2 separate regions of the Mus musculus genome follow, and region 1 is linked to region 2. A link is a contact called in ENCODE POLR2A ChIA-PET data. All regions are on one chromosome and are shown on one strand. The core of a region is the stretch at or near the end of the contact, and the rest is flanking DNA. Distances in the headings are between cores, read along the strand shown.

What was found. ChIA-PET counts read pairs that join two places held with the same protein, here RNA polymerase II (POLR2A).
Region 1: POLR2A ChIA-PET joins it to region 2 with 44 read pairs in embryonic stem cell. The contact joins the promoter of Rab26os here to the promoter of D330041H03Rik in region 2. POLR2A ChIA-PET finds 5 or more read pairs at or near these places in 4 of 5 experiments (Patski and embryonic stem cell).

Annotation. Positions count from the first base shown.
Region 1 is chr17:24,526,535-24,533,052 of GRCm38, reverse strand. It overlaps Rab26os (RAB26, member RAS oncogene family, opposite strand), which reads right to left and starts at 4,802. Exons shown (of 2, transcript NR_045289.1): 1 at 4,617-4,802; 2 at 4,309-4,417. Traf7 (TNF receptor-associated factor 7) reads left to right here and starts at 5,115. Exons shown (of 21, transcript NM_001172113.1): 1 at 5,115-5,287. Rab26 (RAB26, member RAS oncogene family) reads left to right here. Exons shown (of 9, transcript NM_177375.1): 2 at 731-841; 3 at 2,226-2,267; 4 at 2,344-2,410; 5 at 2,610-2,662; 6 at 2,933-2,998; 7 at 3,083-3,139; 8 at 3,236-3,312; 9 at 3,410-3,999. The coding sequence ends at 3,512. LOC115488833 (a small nucleolar RNA gene) reads right to left here and starts at 4,577; the gene lies at 4,500-4,577.
Region 2 is chr17:24,412,568-24,418,640 of GRCm38, reverse strand. It overlaps D330041H03Rik (RIKEN cDNA D330041H03 gene), which reads left to right and starts at 4,128. Exons shown (of 6, transcript NR_033554.1): 1 at 4,128-4,329; 2 at 4,713-4,940; 3 at 6,067-6,073. Rnps1 (RNA binding protein with serine rich domain 1) reads right to left here and starts at 3,966. Exons shown (of 9, transcript NM_009070.2): 1 at 3,907-3,966; 2 at 3,479-3,600; 3 at 423-603; 4 at 29-184. The coding sequence starts at 493.

The DNA of each region.
Region 1 (6,518 bases), core at 3,553-6,052, 110 kb before region 2:
TACCGGTGCTCCTGTCTCATCATTTCCCATCCATATGCTGCCTTCCCTCACCCCCCCAAGGGGCTGTAAGTGTCCTTTTTCTGGGAGAGAAGAGAACAAGGCCACCCTAGACCAGAACAAAATTGAAGCCTAGGTGAATTGACCTCCGAAGGCAGGGCCATCACTGGGTCCTGAAACATTGGCCTGAGGGATCATGTGGGTGGGAAAGACTTCACTGGTCTGGCCCTCAGGCCCACAGATATCCCTACCCCCTCTTCACTTCAAAAGCTGTCACACCTCTTCCGAACCTTGCTGCTGAGATTTGTGTCTTTGCTGGAATTCGAAGAGGCCCCCAATACTGAGTCCCCAAAGGTCTCTTAGGAGCTTCCAGCTGCACTCCCATGGCTCTGCTCCCCATAGGCCCCAAATGCTGCCCTCCCAGATCAAGCATGTTGTCCATGGAGGAGGGGTAGGTAAGGTCCTGGATGGGGACAGCTGTCCTCACTCTCTGTGACTGAGGCAGCATTGTTGGAGGGAGAGGTGATAGGGGGTGAACGGGGGTGAGGGTGGGGAGGGGGAGAGAGAAGCTGGGCATCCATGCTATTGGGGTCCACACTGCTGAACCTACAGGCCTGGGATACTCATTTCCTCTCCTGCCTCCCCCACAGCTCAAGGCAGATCAGAAGCATCTCTAGGTGGGCAAGGCCCTCGGCTCCAAGCCTGAATCCTCTGATCCTCCTGCCTGTTCTAGGTCATGCTGGTGGGGGATTCCGGTGTGGGGAAGACCTGCCTGCTTGTGCGCTTCAAGGATGGGGCTTTCCTGGCTGGTACCTTCATCTCCACTGTGGGCATCGACTTCCGGGTGAGAGTAGAGGCCGGTGTCCCGAGCTCTGACTGGGTCCCACTGTGCTATGGTTCCTATACATAGTCCTCCTAGTACCCTTGGCTGTGGATTCTCAATCTCCTGACATGTCCATAGGCCCAGGGGGTGGAGCTTAGCTACCAAAGCATCTGCCACCCACCCCTGAGAGTCCGGGGGTCCTGGGAAGCCTCCTAATACCCAGGGTAGTGCCTGCATTCAGCGGAAGCCGTTTTCTCATCCCAGGGGTTGATGCTGTGCTCCAGGATAGTGACAGCGAGAGAAAACCTAAGGCCTGTTCACTCAGGAGATCCCTGCATTTGCATATGGAGACCTCCTTAGGATCCCAGGCAGGGTCTCGAGTGCTAGTGTTAAAGCCCATCCCCACCCCCACCCAGTCTGAATCTCATGTGCTGAGGTGTTGGTGTGTTCTTGGCAAATCCTGAATTTGCATTTTTTCTCACCCTTTAATTTGACCCAGTTAGCAGGGGGTTGGGAGGAAGGCCCATTTCTGGAGACAGGAAAAGGGGCTCCCTCCAGTGGGACCTGTTCTTTATCCTATACAGGCCTGGAAGACTGTAGGTCTCCTTAAGCCCTCTAGGTTATAAGAGTCTAGGGTGAAGTAAAGGCTGAAGTACCAGAGGGAGGAGGAGAGGCATGAAAACGGGTCTCCTTGCCTGTCATGGCCTCCCCCTCCTCCTCTTGGTTTGTAGGGCTGCTTGGTTTGCACCCCTGTTCAGGGTGCAGGAAAGGCGAAGCACCCTCCTGTGCCAGGCAGATGCCAGGCTGAGCCTGGGTCCCTCAAGATCTGGAAGCTCTGGAGAAAGGGAGAGCCAGGCTTGGCCTCCTGTAGCTCCACCCTCTAGTCAGCCCTTCTTTGGGATGACAGGTGGATGGCACTTTAGTCTAGTGTCTCATCTTGAAAGGGACCGATCTGGAAAACTTGCAGACAGCAAATTCACGAATATCCCCTATATATCAACCATAGATCTGGGCTCTGTGGGCACAGTAGAGAGTCAGACAAGCATAAGACCATCTCCTGGGAAATGGGTGTCCCAGTGACTGAGGGGGGAGGGGATAAAATCAGCTTCTCCAGGCAGGGTGAAGGAGCTCAAGTTGAAGGTGCTCCTAAGCTAGTATCTGTCTTTATGCCGGAAGTGTACTAACAGTTCCACACTTTTGACAAGTAGGAGCTGGTATGACCTGGGGTGTACGTGCTTGTTAACAGAGGCCCAGGGTTGGCACTGGAGGCACTGTAGGAATGGGATAGGAGGGCCTCCAACTTCCACTCAGTGGGAAGTCCATCCATTGCTTCTATTACTGCCTTTCCTACTTCCACCAGAGGATGGCAGGCATCCTTACTGCTTGCTGGCTGCTTCTGTTTCAGAATAAAGTTCTGGATGTGGATGGCATGAAGGTGAAGCTGCAGGTGAGGTGACAGGAGTGTGGGGCTGGAGACACAAGGGAGAGAGGTTGGGCAGTATGACCAGTGCCTGTTGCCACAGATCTGGGACACAGCTGGTCAGGAGCGGTTCCGAAGTGTCACCCATGCCTACTACCGAGATGCTCACGGTAAGCCCATTGACATGGGGTCTGGCTATCCTCCACATAGTGTGGGTTGCCTACTGGCATGGGGGCAGGAGGCAAGTAGGCACACTTATGGGACAGCAGGTGAGGGTGATGCAGTCACTTGGGAGTATCTAAAAGGGTGCAGGTAGTTAGGAGCCACCAGGCCCCCCCCAGGGACGTCTTCATTGCTTTCTATATCCAGCACTGTTGCTGCTCTACGACATCACCAACAAAGATTCCTTCGACAACATTCAGGTCAGTGGCCTTGGTGGGGGAATGAATCAAGACTGTCTAAATGGCATCAGGAGCCCGAGTCCTGTTACTTAACAGGAAGGATAGACATGATGAACCCCTCAGCTCATGGTTGCCAGGCTATTGGCTAACTCAACGGGCCTGGGTGACACCTGGCTCCATTAGCAGGACCACCTGGATAAATAAGGGCTTCTAGCAAAGCCACTCAATCAGGTGTGGCACAAGAGGCCACAAGGACCAGCCCTGAGACTGGCCTCAGCTTTCCCTATACAGGCCTGGTTGACAGAGATCCAGGAATATGCCCAGCAGGATGTGGTGCTCATGCTGCTAGGGAACAAGGTAGGACTCTGGGCCTGTCCTCTCCAGCCTGGCCCACAGGGTGCACCGGGGACAGGCACTAATGAAATCCCTGTGCCTGGCCAGGTTGACTCTACTCAAGACCGTGTGGTAAAGAGGGAAGATGGGGAGAAATTAGCCAAGGTGAGTCGACAGGGAGGACGATGAGGGTGTTCTTGAGATTGGGACACTGAGCTGCCCCCAGGTGCCCAGCACCTAGCTGGCAGTAACTATTTGCAGGAGTATGGGCTACCTTTCATGGAGACCAGCGCAAGGACTGGCCTCAACGTGGACTTGGCTTTTACAGCCATAGCAAAGTAAGTCCTGGTAATGAACAAACACTACCTCACATTCTAGGATAAGTGGGCTACCTTGTTCTATGTTATCTACATCCCCTCCCCTGTTGCTCTTCAGGGAGCTGAAACAGAGATCAGCCAAGGCTCCCAGCGAGCCGCGCTTCAGGCTGCATGACTATGTTAAGAGGGAGGGCCGAGGGGTCTCCTGCTGTCGACTCTGAACCTTGCTGAAACTCAGTTCCACGCTGGAGGAAGCAGTTCTGCCTTTGAGAATTGCCCGAGTCTATAGACTTGTCCTCAAAGGATGGATGCCCTAGTGTCTTCTCAAAGACACCAGAGGCTAATGCTTACCCTTTGCCCCAGTGGCCACCAGAAATGGTCTTGAAGCATAAAAACCAGGCCACAGCACATTGCTGCCCTCTTCTGGGCACTCCCAGAAGTGAGGAGGGGGACCACACGCAGCACACTGCTCAGACAGGACCCCACTCAAGGCTATGTCAGTCACTGTCCATTTGTTGGACTGCTTCCGACTCACTAGGAGGCTGATATAGGGACGCACAGCAAGGTCAGAATGATAGAACCCAGTCACAACTTAGCAGGCTGGCCCAGTCCGTTCCACTTTGTACTAAAGTCACCAAGCCACAAATGTTGAGTGAAAACCTGTCCTCTAAGTCCCTATTAATAAAGGTGTTTCTGGAGTTTGTGTCATCTGTGGAAAACCACCTCCTGGGGCAAAAATGGCTTAGTGGGGGGGTAAAGGTACTTCACCTGGGGAAACACTTAATTTACACATGCGCTGATACCGTCACCAAAATTCCCACAGGAATAGTTTACTATCAAGATTAGGGTGCCCCACAGCCTATTCCTTAAGTAGTGCTGGCTTATAAGGTCACCCTAGATTAGAATGATTCAAACAGAATATCTTAGTCAACCCCTTTGCGGACTGTGTGACGCCAAACCAGGGCCTCTACGGCACTGTGCTATCAGCACATGAAATCACAACGTCTGAAACCACAGTAAGATTGCATTTCACTTTATTGCTAAGAAACTCAGATACACGGATGCCCAGCTTACCAGCCAACACTCCTACTCGTTGGATCTCTAGATGCAGCCGACTCAACATGCCCTGAAAAAAAAAAAATCAAACATAAATCTTTACTTTGGTTAACTTTTCACTCAAAACCCATCCAATTAGTGACGTCGCGCCCAAGCCTCAGTCTTATAATGTAATCAGACTACGCATGCAGTTTTCATACGAGGTGTCAGAAATTAATTCATCACGGGCTTGGGGCTGAAAAGGGAAGCCAGGCCCGACCAGTTCATACCTGCAAAAATGGAGTCAGAAGAAAAATGGGGAAGGGTTAAACCCTTAGGACTAAAGCACTTCAGCTCGGGAGGAAGGCAGATCTGTAGCAGAGGTCCTTTGAGTTCCATTCGGCGAGCACTACTCCCAAAACGTTCCTTACAAAACCTAGATGAAAGGGACCACGAACACACTCACTCCCAAAAAGAGCGACTGCTCGCGAGGCTCAAGAGTTTATAGAACTGCCCCTTATGTGATTGGGCCACCTCTGAGGAAGTGCCCACCTTCCTCCACTGCTGATATGCTCCTCGAGCTGTCCTGCAATTTCCACCAATCGTACAGCGACTTTTGTTTTGGAGGCGGTATTTTGAGTAGCTCGAATATCCTCCCGGTTGTAGAGCCATTGAGTCCATGAGTGACGAGTTCAGTTAGCCAATCAAATTCCAATGTGCAACATAGAGTGATTCTGAAGCTACCAATCCGGTCCTTCAGTACAGAGGTCGCCGGAAGTCGTAGTTTAGGAAGCTCAAAGCGTGAAGCAGCACCTAGAGTTCCTGAAGTCCGTGAACTACAAGTTCCGACCTGCCCCGGGACTTCCGGCTCCTGTATCCTGAAACCTTTCCCGGCCGCGGGCCGAGAGGGGCAAGATGATGCCGGTGGGTGAAGTCGCTGCTCCTAGGCAGCCGCGGGCGGGTGAGTGAGTGCGCGGAGCACAAGACCTGGGGCTCCTTCTTCCGGGGAGTGCGGTGGAGCGCGGGCTGGTTGTGGGAGCGTCGCGAGCGGTCGTGGGCCTAGCCTGGGGGGCGGGACTGAGACGGCTGGGGTCTCAGCCTCTATAAGTCCTCCTGACTCCAAGTAAATCCGTCTGTCACTCCTTCCCTTCACTCTCTCTTTCGTTGTCTTTGCACTCCTATGTTTTTTTGAGCGCTGCCTGTGTGCCAAGCAGTATCCTAGGCTCTGGAAAGTCGGCGGAGAACCGGATTCCAAACTGATAAGCTCATCTGGTACGCGGTTTTGAGACAGACCATTCTGCCTCTAGGGTCCTGTGCATTGTACGCAGTCCAGCAGCAATTCTGAGTTTGTTCACTGAATGGTAGTAGTAACACCCACAGCCCTGTTTTGTTATGACAAAAATGTCTCAAGACTTTGGTAACTGTCTCCTTGTGGCAACTCACCTGCAGTACTGTTATTCTAGTTAAAATAAAAAGTTAAAAATCATGAGGAACTGTGATAAGTTTTACGGGGGGGGGGGAACTGAACACAGATAAAGTATTGAGTATTGGGCGTTCTTAAATCTTTGGTAGGGAGACCTACAGTTAGCTGAAGATCTGATGGAGAAGCAGTCAGTCTTGAGACATTTCAGGAAGAGCCTTACAGGCAGGGGGAGTCAGAGGAGCAAGCCAGCAAGTATAGGTAAGTGATAGGTAAGGTTAAGAGGCAGAGCAGGGTAAAGTCTGAGAGCCTCTGGTATGTGTGATGATTTATGAGTCAAGTAAAATAGTGAGGAAGCTAGACCAGCGTCTTCTAACCCTCACTAGAGGCCAGTTGTCCCAGCCTAGATTCTTTTGAGGCAGGCCAACATGATCAGATGAGGCTGAGGTCTAGAGATATCTGTCTCATCTCCCCTCCTGCCCCGCTCCCTGCACGCACAGGCTCATTCCTTTGCAGCCTTGTTCTTCAGGGGCCTCTCCATGTCCCAGATCTCTTTCCTGAGGATCTTTGTGGCAGGCGCTGCTGCAGTCATAAAGACAATCCTGAAGATCCTCTATACATTCATGTTTCTCTGCAGAAACTCAAGTCCCTGTACCCTGAGGTCCTAAATCTATTTGCAGCTGTCTCTTCAGGAAATGAGAATGGCTGTGTACAGCCTGACTAAGGTGACTAGGAAGGAGTGGCCAAAAGTATTGCCCAAATCCAAGAAGTT
Region 2 (6,073 bases), core at 2,879-5,378:
AAGGAAGACATGGTTCCCTCTGCCCCACCTGGTACTGCTGCTTCCGCTTGAAGCACTGCGTCTCTTCCGAGTCTTATCTCTGCCACGATCCTTCTCACTTGACTCTTTAGTGGCCCCTTTATCTTTAGATCGATCCTTGGACTTCTCATCAGATCGGTCCTTGCGTTTGGTAGGAGAAGGAGCCCTGCATGATAAGATAGAATGTGAGGTTGCAAGCCCTTCTGACCAAACCCTGAGATAGCACAACCCAGTAGTGCGGTCCAAAAGGATTACTAACATCCCAGGTGATCACAGAGCAAAATCATCTGTGAATTAGGGCACGCACTGTAGAACAACAACAACAAAAATCTCCCCTTTCCTAGGGTCCTTAAACAGCAAGCACCCCCAAAATAGCACTAGAAAAAAATCTTACAGAGGATTACCTAGTGCTGGACTTTTTATTATTCTCTTTGACTCCTAGCAAGCTCTTCTTTTTCACTCCTGATAAATCCATTCTCCCCTTCTTCAAGGCAGCAATGTCGGCCTCACTTATCTGAACTCTCACTTCTAACTTGAGTCTGAGAAACGATCCCTAATCGATTGCAATTTACGCCAAAGAGCAGCCTAGTAACAAGATAAAAGGATTGAAATAGAGCAAACCAATTGACAAAGCATCAACTCTATTTTGCATCAAAGACCGTTGAGCACACAGGACAGAAGCACAGCAAACAGCAAGTGTCCACACAGCCTTGACACCCAGGGCCCTCATTAGCGCGCCATGGAGGCCTTTCCTACTCTTAGAGGCCACCTTAGGTTTTTTATTTGAGAAAGAAAGGCAAAATGTATTACATGTCTAAGGTACAGGCATATTAAGATTCTTCTTTGTTTTCCTTAATGAAGTGGGAGAGGTAATTGTAGCTACATTTGGTTTTTTAGGGCCTGTCCCACACTAGAGTTCACCAAGTTTGATGATGAACCAGCCACCTGTAGATGGCTTTCAAAATATTAGACACCACAATGGCCTCAGAGGAGAAAAACCCAGATTTGTCTTATTGGCATTGTTTTCTTTAAGGATACAATGAGTAACGAGTAGCTGGCACTTTGAGTGACAAGCATCAAAACATTACTCAACACAACACAACGTGCAAAACCTCACAGGAGAGCACTAAGACAGAACCGAAAGCTGGAGCGGCGGTGCAAGCCTTCAACCACAGCACAGGGGAGGCAGAGGCAGGCTGATTCAGAGCTATTCCAGGACAGCCAAAGCGACATAAAGAAACCCTGCCTGGGAGGAAAAAAAAAGAAAAAAAAGAAAAAGGCAAGAAAAAAAGTAAGACTGTCAGGTAGGTAAACCATAAACAAATAAGGGGAAAATGTGACTTGGTAGATCTAGTCAGCAGTCAGGTAGGCACAACTGTTGAAACCTCTGAATGGGTTGAGATCTTATAGGCAGTGTTAAGGGTTTAGCAATAATGCCACGTAACAGTAAGTACTCAACTAAAGACAGCTAATTCTCCCTGGGACTTCTCTTGGAGCAAAATACAAAAAAAGGCCTCAGGATACATCCTAACTCTTCTTCCTCACCTTCCTCAAGTGTAAGGCGAGAATACATCTTTTCAGAAACAGGGCCCTTCTAAATGCTGCTGAATAAGTCTAGCTCATGAGAACAGTTCCCTTCCACTACTTTGACAAATAGAAATGGCAAATGATTACCTATCTAGCTTCTTTCCAGGACTATATCTTTTCAGCTATCTTCCATGGTCTGGAGTAAGCAAGCAAGCAAGCCTGTGTTTCAGGCTTCAAGTCTTTTTTTTTTTTTTTCTCGAGACAGGGTTTCTCTGGGCAGTCCTGGCTGTCCTGGAACCCACTCTGTAGACCAGGCTGGCTTCAAGAAATCCACCTGCCTCTGCCTCTCAAGTGCTGGGATTAAAGGCCTGTGCCACCACTGTCCAGCTGTGGCACTCATTCTTAATTTTTTTTTTTTTTTTTGCTATCCTGTAGCTCTGGCTGTCACAGAGATTCCCCCACTTTTGTTTCCCAAGTGCTGGGATTAAAGCTGTGTACCATGACACCTTGCTGGGACTCATCCTTCCTGTCTCCTGAGTACAGGAACCAAAGGCTTATTCTATTAAAGACAAGGTCTCTAGCCCAGGCTGGCTTCAAATGTTCTATGTAGGATGACTTGAATCTCCTGCCTCCGCCTGGGATTATAGGCTTTCGATATGGAGCTGGAGACTGAAACCAGGGCTTTGTGCACAACAGGCAAAAGCATACTACCAAGTTAAGTAATCCTGACAATTAGCTCCCTAAACCTTGCTTGGCTAAATCAATCTATCAATCTGGCAAGGCACCCAGCTAAAAGCTCAGTGGTAAGTTTGATTTCTGGCTGCTTAGTTAACTGTGTTACAGCTCAGCTGACTTTTGGATGAGATCACTAAAAGCAGCACTGTCCATGAGTGTGAACCATGAGCACACCCTTTAATCTCCTTTCAGCCAAGTCACAAAAGTTAGTGAAACCTTTCTTATTTTTTTTAGAAACAAGAACTGGGAAATGAGGCTCTCGAGTTCAAAGGTCTGTCCTGGTCTACTTCCAGGACAGGCAAGGCTACACGAAGTAACACTGAGCCCAGTATACTCAACAAGACCTCTACCATTCACAAGTACTGACAGTCCAAAATTAAAGGCTTTTTCCCCCCTATTGAAACATGGTCTCACTAGGCAGCCCTGGCTAGCCTAGGTTGATCAAGCTAGCCTCAAACTCTGACTTGCCATCTGAGTGCTGGGATTAAAGGCAGTGTGTGGGTCCCAAAACTAGTTTTTAACAAAATGAACATTACCTTTGTAACATATAATCAACATAAAATTACTAAATTTCTTGTGGGTTTTCTATACTAAGTCATTTAAATCTGGTATGTACTTTTGGGGTTTGGGTTACTATTCAAGTGCTTCATACCAGTGACAAAGGGTAGAGATCACCCTTGTGCACCCGCACCCCGACCTGCTGGAATGTACTTTATGAAACAGGCAGAACCCATTGTTAAGCAGTCTACAAATTATGAACTGCGGCGTAAGCGAACTCTTTGCTGGGTGTGGTCGAGTGCTAGAAAGCAAAGGTGAGGGTCTCTGTTCACTCAAGCTCAGGTAACAGCTCAGGACCTTGGTCACCTCTCCCATCCTCCGGAAAGGTGTGCGTCCAACAGTCAGAGAGAGGAGAAAACAAATGGTTAAATCTCGAGCAGAGGGCGTCTTGGCAATCTGAAAGCACTCTCTACATATAAAAGCACATCGGAGACACAGTGCCTACGAAGTAACACAAGGTAGAGAAAGCAAGCCTCCACCACGTCTCTACCATCAACCATAACCTTCCCATATCCTCTCCCGCTGAGCTCCGTAACCGTGCTCGGTCCATCCTAGGACGGATCCTCAATGCCCAGAACTGAGAACTGCACACTGGATTCCGACAGACACTCGTGGAAAGAGATCTTTAAAGGAAACCAACCTTTTAGGCCGGCTCGCAATCTGCACCGTCCGCTCCGGCCACAGACATCGACCTCGCCTCCCACCCTCTTTCTCCACTCACTACTCAGGTCGGGCCCGGTGTGGCGAGCCTAGGTCTCCAGCCTGACAAGAAAACAAGAGAAGCGGCAGGGCTCGCAGCTGCTGGAGTCCTGCAGGCTAAAGCGGGTCGCCGCCGAGCGAACCGTGCGGGATCACCCTTCCGTCGGTGACCGCCTCGACCACTTCCGGGCCGCGGCCTCGACACCTCCCACTCCGCCCGACCTGAACCACACTCTCTCCTCGGGCTCTGTTCCTCGCCGGCGGGCCTCTGCCGCACTGAGGAACGCAACCGGCTCCACGATGCGCCCCGCCAAGCCTGGCAGAAGGTCCCCGGAGGTCGGATGCAGCCGGATTCCTACCCCGACTTACATCTTCCCAAGGCCGCCACCTCCTCCCGCTCTTCTCAGACCAGGACGCCGGCGCAACTTTGTCGTCAGAGGTGAGAAGCGGGAAGGCGCAGCCGTCGTCGCGCGACGATGACGTAAGCACACTCAGCCAATGCAAGTTAGCGGTGGAGGACTAAAGGACAGCAACTGTGTGTGGGCGGAGCGTCGTAGCGCCTACGGTCCCCCCCCCCGCCCCCCCTCCCCGACTGGTCTAAAGTTTCCTGGACTTGTTTTGCTCATTCTGAAGCGCGCGATGATTGGCTGACCGGCACCAGAGGTTTGTGCTCTTTGGCGCCTACCGGATCTGTGTGGATGGAGCTACTCGGGTTGCCTCTGCTGTCATTAGGATCTAAGGCACCCTGCTGAGGCCGCGTTATTGTAGTAAAGGGACAGGCTGGTACGGACGGTGAGTTCCTATGGTCAAGTCTCTGGTAGTTAGTGGTGATTGCATAGATATGGTCTCTGTGCTGGTGGGATACAGCTGACTGGGTGTAGCGGGCGGCCGATGAGGCCAGAAAGGAAAAAAGTTTGAGGAAATGTTGAAGGAGGTTTCTCCCAGGAGACATTTCTGACAAGAATGCGTGGGGCAGAAGGAACAGCAAAGGCGTTCAGGATCGCTGGGAGAAGAAGAGGCACGCTAGTCTATACCGGGGTTACGTCAGTAACTTCTTAGCAAGGACATAGAGGATCTGGTCTCTGCACGAGGCTAAAGAGTAGCACCCGCCGTAGTGCCCCGCCTCCCGACTTTGCCAACACATTCTTTTGTTTGTTTGTTTGTTTGTTTTGTAGCCCTGGCTGTCCTGGAACTCACTCTGTAGACCAGGCTAGGCTGGCCTAGAACTCAGAAATCTGCCTGCCTCTGCCTCCCAACTGCTGGGATTAAAGACGAGCGCCACCGCCCGGTTTGCCTAGCACATTCTTGCTCCGTTATTTGCGGAAGAAAGGGATATGCACACAATCCCCGCGGTTATCTAAGTAGATTTGAGGCAGGAACGAAGAAAGAGGAACAGAGCTAAGGTGAGCTTCAGGAGGAAGGTACAAAGGTGACTTAGATTTGGATTACATATTGCTGTGAAAGATAGGAAAGTGGCCAATGTGCACTTTGGTGATCCCGGAGAGATGGAGAGAAGAGATTATCTCGGTCCAAGGAGCTGGGTGTGTCCTGTGGGACAGTCAGGAAGAGGAGCCTGCTTCTGAAGTCTGCTTTCCTGAGGTATTCATTTTTTGGGGTGGGGTTAGCAGATCTAGACAGTTTGGTCTGGTACCCTTGTTGGATTTAAGATTATTTAATGTATAGGATATTAGGGATAAGCTGATTTTCTTGCATTGCTGTTGTGTCTGCTGTGGTCAGACATGAGTGGTAAGTGGATGCTAGCTGTTCTCTGGTGGAACGGAACAAATAAACGATGACCCTCACTTACATCATCCAGTCTGGGTTATTCACACTAGAAAGGCTGAGAGCCAGTAGCTTTCTAAGAAACTACATGTCCTTGTAGTCTTAATCTGGTGCTGAAATCATGGCGGGTTCCTGGTCTTCAGCACTAGTTGGAAGGCTGAAGAAGCTGGGCCCTGATGTCAGTGAAAGATGGCAGCAAAAAGGTAGACGGACTAGTGAGAGAAAAGCCACAAAAGCAAATCTCGCACTGCCTACAAAGACACTGGGAAGTGCTGGTCAGGTTCAGGTTGGGCCTTCACACTTAATCACAAAGCTCCCTCACCGGTGTGCCCCGAGGTGCGTTAATTCTGAATCCAATCAAGTTGACAACCAAGATTAACCATCTCAGTGGGTCAGAAGAGCAGTGGTCCAGGGACTTCAGCCGGTTCTTGTAGGGAAAGGGCCCTGTGATGATGTAGTAATGCTCACACAGGGAGCATGTACCATTCTGTGAAGATTAATGGTGTCTGTGATTAGAGAGGCTAATAGAGTTTTTGGTCCAGAACAGCACGGACACCCTAGAAACCCTAGAAATCTGGGGTCACCCCAGATGGCTGGTGAGGACCGAAGAAGCTGGGCTAACAGCTTCTCCCCTGCTTTTCCCCTAATGTTCAAAGTAATTTAATTTGGCATGTATGTAAGTATGTAATTTAATTTGGCACATGTGTAAGTTTTTTTTTTTAAGATTTATTTATTATTATATCTAAGTACACTG